Linked DNA regions of Homo sapiens: region 2 is linked to region 1. A link is a loop called in an ENCODE intact Hi-C map of the cell type or tissue named here. Cell type or tissue: PC-9. All regions are shown on one strand. Links, peaks and the distances in the headings refer to the core of each region. The heading gives the core; the rest is flanking DNA. Region 1 has its middle 160 kb from the start of AIPL1. Region 2 overlaps NLRP1 (NLR family pyrin domain containing 1).

Evidence for each region. A loop is a pair of places that touch in the nucleus more often than their neighbours do. Peaks named below come from ENCODE experiments on the same cell type or tissue, not always from the same donor. Only the 100,000 strongest peaks of a DNase experiment are listed, where the experiment ranks them.
Region 2: a loop joins it to region 1, with 11 times the contacts of the local background. A loop is called at or near these places in 7 of 110 quality-filtered maps.

Annotation. Positions count from the first base shown.
Region 1 is chr17:6,277,149-6,282,522 of GRCh38, forward strand. No RefSeq gene overlaps it. Among named protein-coding and RNA genes, the nearest start is that of AIPL1, 160 kb to the right of the region's middle. In PC-9, for the core only: a CTCF peak has its summit at 2,830; no DNase peak of the experiment used is centred there; H3K27me3 peaks cover 537 bases.
Region 2 is chr17:5,569,939-5,575,312 of GRCh38, forward strand. All of the region lies in intron 3 of NLRP1 (NLR family pyrin domain containing 1), which reads right to left. Among named protein-coding and RNA genes, the nearest start is that of NLRP1, 12 kb to the right of the region's middle. In PC-9, for the core only: no CTCF peak of the experiment used is centred there; no DNase peak of the experiment used is centred there.

The DNA.
Region 1 (5,374 bases), core at 300-5,299:
TACTTACCTCCTAGGGATATTGGGATTTTAAAAATCCACTTGTGTGAAGTGCTAAGCTGTGGGCCTGCCCAAAAGCAGGTGTTTGTAATTACTGCAGTCGTGCCTGCCAGCCAGTTTCACTCCTCCTCCTCACTGGCACTGCTGCAATTCAGAACAGCCTTGCCCATGGATGCTCACCTGGACAGTGGGACCTTCCCACACCCCCTGCCTCCAGGGCCTCCTCTCCATCCCAGCCTCCTTGCCAGCTGCCAGAGGGTGGCTTACAAGGCCTGCTGCTTCCCTGGCCCCTTAGCATAGAGTCCTCCCTGCTGGGCACGGTACTCACAGCTTTTGCATAATCTGGCCCAAACACGCACCTCCAGCTTCACCTCCTTCCGCACCCACTCCATTCTCTAGCTGCTCTGAGCCGGCTTCCTGCTCCCTAAAGCCCATGTCCATCACATCTTTGTTCATTCACTTGCACCACACTCACATCTTAGAGTGTTTCCTCCCCATTACCTCTGTCACCCTGGAAAACTCCAAAGGTGCTTTCAACCCTGATTGCTCCATCTGCCACCCCAGTCTCTCGTGAGTGGCTCCTTGGCCTCCTTTTCCTGTTATATTCCCACCTTCTCCTGTTCACATACCACATTTTAGCAACACCAACTGCTCACAGGCTTCCCTGGTTTGGGCTGATGAGTAAGAGCTACTGTGGGTAGAGTTTCCCAGGGTGGGAATCCCAAGAGATGTGGAACCCTCAGTCCACACTCTTTAGCCCTAGAGGCCCAACAAGTTGGGACCAAAGGACTGAATCACCTTTTTCCTTCTAATGAGCCCTTTCCAGGGATTTTTTTTTTTTTCAGAGTTTCACTCTGTCACCCAGGCTGGAGTGCATTGGTGCAATCTCGGCTCACTGCAACCTCCGCCTCCCAGGTTCAAGCAACTCTCCTGCCTCAGCCTCCCGAGTAGCTGGGATTACAGATGCACACCACCAGGCCCAGCTAATTTTTGTATTTTTAGTAGAGATGGGGTTTCATCACGTTGGCCAGGCTGATCTTGAACTCCTGACCTCAAGTGATCCACCTGCCTCGGCCTCCCAAACTGCTGGGATTACAGGCGTGAGCCACAGTGCCCGGCCTCCAGCTTATTTTTATGCATATGCTTTCATTTTTAATTTTGTTGAGAAATTTTAAAGATACAGGAAAAACATAAAATCAGCACCCCATATGCACCTACTTATCCACCATGCAGAACTGACAATTTGTTCATGTTACTTGCTTTGTCTTCCTTTTTAGAAATTTATAAAATTTAAATCACATATGTATTATGACATGACAGCCAGACTCAAAGTCTCTTTCTTCCTCATTCCTAATTCTATTTTCTTTCATCCTGCCAAGGCAAACATGATCATGAATTAAATGTGCACTTCTCTGGTTCCATTTTTAAACTTTGGCATAGACACAGAAACCCCTGATAATTCGTAGTATTGCTTCGTGTGTGTTGATCAGCATAAGGGGTAGAATTTCAACATAACCTTCTTCTCTGCTTTCTGCAACACACTCTTCTCATTCAACATGATCGTCTTGAGATTTATCCATATTGCTGCGTGAATCTAGCACATTCCTTTAATTGCTTTTAATTTTATTTTATGAATAGACTCCATTTTATTCAGTTACTCCTCTGATTGCCTGAAATCTAAGTTGTTTCCCTTTTTTTTTTTGTCATTAATTAGTGCTGCAGTAAATACCCTTGCACACCCCTGGGGGGGTTTCTCTAAGGTGGAAACCTAGATGTGGAATTGCTGGTCTTAGCTTTCGTTGCATTTTCAGTGTGGCTGGATATTGCCAAACTCCTCTGCAAAGTGGCTGTGCTAATTCTCACTACTACCAGCAATGTCTGAGTGTGTCTATTTGCAGGAGGCCCTCATTTTATAGGAGAGAAACTGAGGCTCAGACCAGGCAATGGAATTGCCCAAGATCCTGCAGCTAGTCAGTGGTGGAGCCTCGATTAGGACTTGGGCTCTGGACACCACACAAAGGAATGAACTTCCAGAAACATCCTCCTTTTGCCCAGCCAGAGTCAAATTAATGACAAATCTTCCCTTGACCTCTGTCTGATCGGTCTTTGTCCAACCTTGGGAAACACTTGTATTAGTTTCTACTTTGCTAAGAAAGAAAAAAAAAACTCATAATAAAAGTTACTGGCTAATAACAAGTATCTTGTGTCATGGAAATTTTGCATATATTCTTCAACAATAAAAATGAAAACATGTTTTCCTTTAGTAAAGGAATTTCTGTTCTACTGCACTTATCACCCCTGGGAAGGAAATCTGATGTACCTTGACTCTATTTTATGACCATCTTGGAGAACAGCGATGTTGTCAATGGAAGCATGAAGAAACTATAGGAATAAAATTAGACAGAGATGGAGACAATGATACTAAAATAAATATCATTTGAAATTGGATTTTGTGGTAACAGCACAGCAGTCGTCACTGGGAGCGTGAAGGTCACGCGTCAGACATGGAGAACACCAGGCCCTGGTGCCAAAACATTTTGCTTCCAAAAGCATGGTCCTCCCTGGACTGCTTTCAAGGTTGCCTTTACCTGTAACACCTCCATCCACACAAGGCACGGTCAGTGCAGAAACACGTGACAAGGCTGACACACAAAGATGGGCGAGTCGGGGCACGGGGAAGGAAGTTCACCTGTCAGGCCAAACTCAGATCACAGCCGCCAGGTGAGCCACTGGGTGGTGCCAGAAAGGTTCCTGCAGATGTCCTGGCAGAGAAAGGTGGAGAAAGATCCCCGCCTAGTGGAACAGACAGTGGTCAGGAGATAAGGGAGATCCCAACACTAGTTACTTGTTTATTGCCTCTCCCATCTACCAGACTTTTTCTTTTCTTTTTCTTTTTCTTTTTCTTTTTCCTTTTTTTTTTTTTTTTTTTTTGTGAGATGGAGTTTTGCTCTGTCACCAGGCTGGAGTGCAGTGGTGCAATCTCAGCTCACTGCAACCTCCGCCTCCCGGGTTCAAGCTATTCTCCTGCCTCAGGCTCCCGAGTAGCTGGGACTATAGGCTCCTGCTGCCATGCCCAGCTAGTTTTTTGCATTTTAGTAGAGATGGGGTTTCACCATGTTTCCTAGGCTGGTCTCGATCTCCTGACGTCGTGATCCGCCCGCTTCAGCCTCCCAAAGTGCAGGCATTACAGGCGTGAGCCACCCACACTCAGCCTACCAGACTTTAAACTTCTTGACAGCTATAGCTTTTTCTCTGATTATCTTAATATTTCCAAAGTTTAGAAATGTTCCTAACACATAGTAGGTACTCAATAAATGTTAGTTTTTGAGTCAATGACTGAATGAATCCTGGGAACATCATCCCCAGCCAAGCCAGAGCTCAGCTTGTCCAGGCTGCAGCAGACTATCTGGCAGTAGATCACCCAACCCAGTCCAGCCTTGAAGAACCCCTCCCACCAGATTCCCCCTCCATGAAGCCTCTTCTAGTTGCTCCAGGGGGGCTCTCTAGTCTTTTTTAAAAAATATCCTGCTTCCTTCAGAGTAAGCCCCATACAATCAGGCAAGTATTCCTGGAGTTCTCTTGGCAACTTCCTCTCCCCGTGGTACATCAGTCACCAAAGCCCTCTCCACTCCACCTTCCAAGTCCCCTTCCCCTGCCTTAGGCCAAATCCCATCTTCTCAGCCAGTCTCCCTGACTTCAGACCTACTACCTTGTAGCAGGCAGTTTTCACTTGGTTATGCTGCAGTAACAAACAACCTCTCAGTTTCAGAATCTTGCAACAGCAAGATCTAGTTGCAACTCTCCTGCACTGGCGGGATCCAGGATTCAGGCTGGAGCAACAGTCTCTGTCTGAGACATGCCATTTTCCTAGCAAGAAAAGGCGAGAGAGCAGCACAAAAATGCAATGCCTCTGTGGTGGTTTTAAAATCTTTTTTACAAATGTTTTTATACTCCTTGCTTCGAGAGGTGGAGTTTAATTCTCCTCCCCTTGAGTATAAGTTGGAGTTAGTGACCCACTTATAATTACCAGCCCATAGCAGAACTGCTGGTGTGTAGTCTCTGAAAATAGGTCATAAAAGCACTGTGGCTCATTCTTGGATCTTGGAGCACTGCTCTGGGGCAGGCCAGCTGCCATGTCACTAGGACACTCGGCATCTTTATGGAGGAGACGTTGTGGTGAGGGACGGAGGCCTCCTGCCAACAGCCAGCACTACTGGCTATGTGAGGGAGCCACCTTGGAAGCAGATCCTCCAGCCCCAGTCAAGTCTTCGGATGACTGTGGCCCAACTGATATCTTGGCTGAAACCTCAAGGGTGACTGAGCCAGAACCAACCGGCAATGCTCCTCCTAGACTCCTTTCCCAGAGAAACTGTGTGAGATAATAAATATTTATTGTGTTGGGCCACTATGTTTAAGGGTAATTCATTATGCAGCAGTAGATAACTAACACAGCCTTTTAAAGCTTCTGGTCAGAATTGGTGTATGTCACTCTACTCTCATTTAATTGGCCAAAACAGATCACAAGATCAGCCTGGCATCAAATACCTATGGAAACATTGCAAGTCATAGAGGAATGGGTAAGGAAATATAGCCTGCTTACAGGAAGAGGGAGTGAATGGTTAAGCACAATAGTAGAGTTCACCATATCCTACCCCAATTCGTCCTGTTCCTTCTCCCACCATAAAACACAAAGTTGACCATATCAGCTTCCGTTCTTAAAACACTTTAGTGGCTCTTCGATGCCTCCAGCACAAAGTGTTACCTCTTCCATCAATCCTTCCAGGCTTCCATGTTCTTCCTCTGCCTCAGTGCCACCCTCTATCAGCTTGTGACTCTATCCTGTGCTCTGATTTGTCTGTTCACCTGTGCATCTCCTTGATAGCAGAGACCACACTGATTCATCTTTCTCTCCTGATTTCTCAGCACAGGGTCAGATGGTCTAATTTTGTGATGAATGGATGGATGACTGGATGGATGGATGGATGGATGGATAGATAGATAGATGGGTAAATGGAAGGCTGAATAGATGCAGGGAGGGACAGGCAGCAGAGAAAGTATGGGGATAAATGAGCAGCAATCCTTTGGAGTTTTGCAGCTGTTGCATATGTGAGCCTTCTCTCTCTGACCAGACAAGCAACTTCTACCTCCGAACCCTGGCCTGGGAATCAGGAATCAAAAGGTGTGTGTTAAAGTCTTGGCCTTGTCTTGTAATGGTTTTGTGGCATTGGGAAGGTTCAAAGTTTTAATCACTAGTGAAAGTTAAAAATGCCTGAGGAACAAAATCAAAATGAATGAAGATCTGATACAGTGCCTTACAGACTGATATATACTGCGCCTGTGAGGTGTGCCCCTCTCCAGCCTCTCCCATGTGCTGCAA
Region 2 (5,374 bases), core at 256-5,255, 710 kb before region 1:
AAAAAAAATCAATACTAAGAAGATAGCTCAGAACCATACAATTCATGGAAATTAAACAACCTGCTCCTGAGTGGCTTTTGGGTAAACAATGAAATTAAGGCAGAAATAAAGAAATTCTTTGAAACCAATTAGAACAAAGATACAATATGCCAATTCTCTGGGACACAGATAAAGCAGTGGAAAGTTTATAGCAGTAAATGCCCATATCAAAAAGTTAGAAAAATCTCAAATTAGCAACCTAACATCACAAATAGAAGAATTAGAAAAACAAGAGCAAGATCAATCCCAAAGCTAGCAGAAGACAAGAAATAACCAAAATCAGAGCTGAACTGAATAAAATTGAGATGGAAAAAACCATACAAAAGATCAACAAAACCAAAAGTTCATTCTTTGGAAGAATAAATAAGATCGATAGACCACTAGCTAGACTAATAAAGAAAAAAAAAAGACAGAAGATCCAAATAAACACAACCAGAAATGACAAAGAGGACATTACCATTGACCCCGTGGAAATATAAAAAACCCTCAGAGACTATTACGAACACCTCTATATACAGAAACTAGAAAAACCTACAAGAAATAAATTCCTAGGACTGAACCAGGAAGAAATTAAAACTCTGAACAGAGCAATAACGAGTTCTAAAATTGAATCAGTAATAAAAATTCTAACAACCAGAAAAAGGCCAGGACCAGAGAGATTCACAGCTGAATTCTACCAGACACATAAAGAAGAGCTCGTACAATTTCTACTGAAACTATTCCAAAAAATTGAGGAGGAGGGGACTCCTCTCTAACTCATTCTATGAGTTAGGTATCATTCTATGAGTTTGGTATCATTCTGATACCGAAACCTGGCAGAGACACAACAAAAGAAGAAAACTTAAGGACAATATCTGTGATGAACATAGCTGCAAAAATCTTCAGCAAAATACTAGCAAACTGAATCCAGCAGCACGTCAAAAAGCGAATTCACCACAACCAGATAGGTTTTATCTCTGGGATGCATGTTTGATTCAACATATGCAAATCAATAAATGTGATCTATCACATAAATAGAAGTAAAAAAGCCCCCACATGATCATCTCAATAGATGCAGAAAAAGCATTTGATAAAATTCAACATCCTTCAATGTTAAAACTCTCAACAAACTAGACATTGAAGGAGCATACCTCAAAATAATAAGGGCCATTTATGACAAAACCACAGCCAACATCACACTGAATGGGCAAAAGCTGGAAGTATTCTCCTTGAGAACCAGAACAAGACAAGGATGCTCATTCTCACCATCTATTCAACATAGTACTAGAAGTCCTACCCAGAGCAATCAGGTAAGAGAAAGAAGTAAAAGACATCCAAATAGGAGGAGAGGAAGTCAAAGTATCTCTGTTTGCAGATGTTATGATTTTATACCTAGAAAACCTCCTAGTCTCTGTCCCAAATCTGCTAGATCTAATAAACAACTTCAGCAAAGTTTCAGGATACAAAATCAATTTCTTCTATTGGGTAGTAAGTATTATGTAACATTGTGCAATAAGCACCAAATCAAGAATGCAATCCCATTCACAATAGCCACAAAAAAGTACCTAGGAATACATCTAACCAGGATTGTGAAAGATCTCTATAGCAAGAACTACAAAACACTGCTGAAAGAAATCAGAGATGATACACACACAAATGGAAAACATTCCATGCTCATGAATAGGAATAATCAATATTGTTAAAATCGCCATACTACTCCAAGCAATTTACAGATTCAATGCTATTCCTAGCAAGCAACCAATGACATTCTTCACATAATGAGAAAGAAATTCTAAAATTAATATGGAACCAAAAAACAGCCCAAATAGCCAAAGCAATTCTAAGTAAAAAATAACAAATCTGGAGGCATCACATTACCTATTTTTAAACTATACTACAAGGCAACAGTAACCAAAACGGCATGCTACTGGTACAAAAACAGACACATAGACCAATGGAACAGAATAAAATGCCCAGAAATAAAGCTGTATATCTACAACCATCTGATCTTTGATAATGTTGACAAAAACAAGCAATGGGGAAAGCATTCCCTATTCAATACGTGATGCTGAGATAACTGGCTAGCCATATGCAGAAGACTGAAACTGGACCCCTTCCTGATACTATATACAAAGATCAATGGAAGATGGATGAAAGTCTTAAACGTAAAACCTAGAACTTTAAAAACCCTTGAAGAAAACTTAGGAAATACTATTCTGAACATAGGTCCTGGCAAAAATTTCATGAGGAAGATGCCAAAAACAATTGCAATGAAAACAAAAATTGACAAATGGGACCTAATTAAACTAGAGAACTTCTGCACAGCAAAAGAAACTACCCACAAAGTAAATAGACAACCCACAGAATGGGAGAAAATATTTGCAAACTACCCATCTGACAAAGTTGGAATATCCAGAATCTATAAGGAACTTAAACACATTAATAAGCCAAAAACAATCCCATTAAAAAGTGGACAAATGGCCAGGCATGGTGGCTCATGCCTGTAATCCTACCACTTTGGGGACTGAGGTGGACAGATCACTTGAGGTGAGGAATTCGAGACCAGCCTGGCCAACAGACCATCTCTACTAAAAAATACAAAAATTAGCTGGGCGTAGTGGTGCACACCTGTAATCCCAGCTACTTGGGAGGGTGAGGCAGGAGAATCCCTTGAGCCCGTGAGGTGGAGGTTGCAATGAGCAGAGATCTCACCACTGCATTCCAGCTTGGATGACAGTGTGATACTTTGTCTCAGAAAAAAAAAAAAAAAAAAGTGGACAAAGGACACCAATAGACTCTTCAAAAGAAGACATACACATGGCCAACAGCATATGAAAAAATGCTCAACATCACTTATTATTAGCAAAATGCAAATTGGGGTGGTTCCAAGATGGCCGAATAGGAACAGCTCCGGTCTACAACTCCCAGGGTGAGCAGCGCAGAAGACAGGTGATTTCTGTATTTCCAACTGAGGTACCAGGTTCATCTCACTGGGGCTTGTCAGACAGTGGGTGCAGGACAGTGGGTGCAGCCCACCGAGCATAAGCCAAAGCAGGGCGAGGCATTGCCTCACCTGGGAAGTGCAAGGGGTCAGGGAATTCCCTTTCCTAGCCAAGGGAAGCTGTGACAGATGGCACCTGGAAAATTGGGTCACTCCCACCCTAATACTGCACTTTTCCAACGGTCTTTGCAAACGGCACACCAGGAGATTATATCCCGTGCCTGGCTCAGAGGGTCCTGTACCCACGGAGCCTCACTTATTGCTAGCCAGCAGTCTGAGATTGAACAGCAAGGCGGCAGTGAGGCGGGGGGAGGGGTGCCCACCATTGCTGAGGCTTGAGTAGGTAAACAAAGCAGCTGGGAAGCTTGAACTGGGTGGAGCCCACCGCAGCTCAAGGAGGCCTGCCTGCCTCTGTAGACTCCACCTCTGGGGGCAGGGCATAGCCAAACAAAAGGCAGCAGAAACCTCTGCAGACTTAAATGTCCCTGTTTGACAGCTTTGAAGAGAGCAGCGGTTCTCCCAGCATGGAGTTTGAGATCTGAGAACAGACAGACTGCCTCCTCAGGTGGGTCCCTGACCCCCGAGTAGCCTAACTGGGAAGCACCCCCAAGTAGGGGCAGACTGACACCTCACACAGCCGTCTACCTCTCTGAGACGAAGCTTCCAGAGGAAGGATCAGGCAGCAACATTTGCTGTTTAGCAATATTCGCTGTTCTTCAGCCTCTGCTGCTGATACCCAGGCAAACAAGGTCTGGAGTGGACCTCCAGCAAACTCCAACAGACCTGCAGCTGAGGGTCCTGACTGTTAGAAGGAAAACTAACAAACATAAAGGACATCCACACCAAAACCCCATCTTTATGTCAAAGACCAAAGGTAGATAAAACCACAAAGATGGGGAAAAAACTGACCAGAAAAGCTGAAAATTCTAAAAATCAGAGCGCCTCTCCCCCTCCAAAGGAACATAGCTCCTCGCCAGCAATGGAACAAAGCTGGACGGAGAATGACTTTGATGAGTTGAGAGAAGAAGGCTTCAGAAGATCAAACTTCTCCGAGCTAAAGGAGGAAGTTCGAATCCATCACAAAGAAGCTAAAAACCTTGAAAAAAGATTAGACAAATGGCTAACTAAAATAACCAGTGTAGAGAAGTCCTTAAATGACCTGATGGAGCTGAAAACCATGGCACGAGAACTACGTGAAGAATGCACAAGCTTCAGTAGCCAATTCGATCAACTGGAAGAAAGGGTATCAGTGATTGAAGACCAAATGAATGAAATGAAGGAAGAAGAGAAGTTTAGAGAAAAAAGAGTAAAAAGAAACGAACAAAGCCTCCAAGAAATATGGGACTATGTGAAAAGACCAAATCTACATCTGATTGGTGTACCTGAAAGTGACGGGGAGAATGGAACCAAGTTGGAAATCATTCTGCAGGATATTATCCAGGAGAACTTCCCCAACCTAGCAAGGCAGGCCAACATTCAAATTCAGGAGCTACAGAGAACACCACAAAGATACTCCTTAAGAAGAGCAACTCCAAGACACATAATTGTCAGATTCACCAAAGCTGAAATGAAGGAAAAAATGTTAAGGGCAGCCAGAGAGAAAGGTCGGGTTACCCACAAAGGGAAGCCCATCAGACTAACAGTGGATCTCTCGGCAGAAACTCTACAAGCCAGAAGAGAGTGGGGGCCAATATTCAACATTCTTTTTTTTTTTTTTTTTTTGAGATGGAGTCTCGCTCTGTCACCCAGGCTGGAGTGCAGTGGCATAACCTCGGCTCACTGCAAGCTCCGCCTCCCAGGTTCATGCCATTCTCCTGCCTTAGCCTCCTGAGCAGCTGGGACTATAGGTGCCCGCCATCACGCCCGGCTAATTTTTTTTGTATTTTTTAGTAGAGATGGGGTTTCACCATGTTAGCCAGGACGGTCTCGATCTCCTGACCTCATGGTCTGCCCATCTCGGCCTCCCAAAATGCTGGGATTACAGGTGTGAGCCACCACGCCTGGCAATATTCAACTTTCTTAAAGAAAAGAATTTTCAACCCAGAATTTCATATCCAGCCAAACTAAGCTTCATAAGTGAAGGAGAAATAAAATCCTTTACAGACAAGCAAATGCTGAGAGATTTTGTCACCACCAGGCCTGCCCTAAAAGAGTTCCTGAAGGAAGCACTAAACATGGAAAGGAACAACCGGTATCAGCCACTGCAAAAACATGCCAAACTGTAAAGACCACCAATGCTAGGAAGAAACTGCATCAACTCATGAGCAAAATAACCAGCTAACATCATAATGACAGGATCAAATTCACACATAACAATATTAACCTTAAATGTAAATGGGCTAAATGCTCCGATTA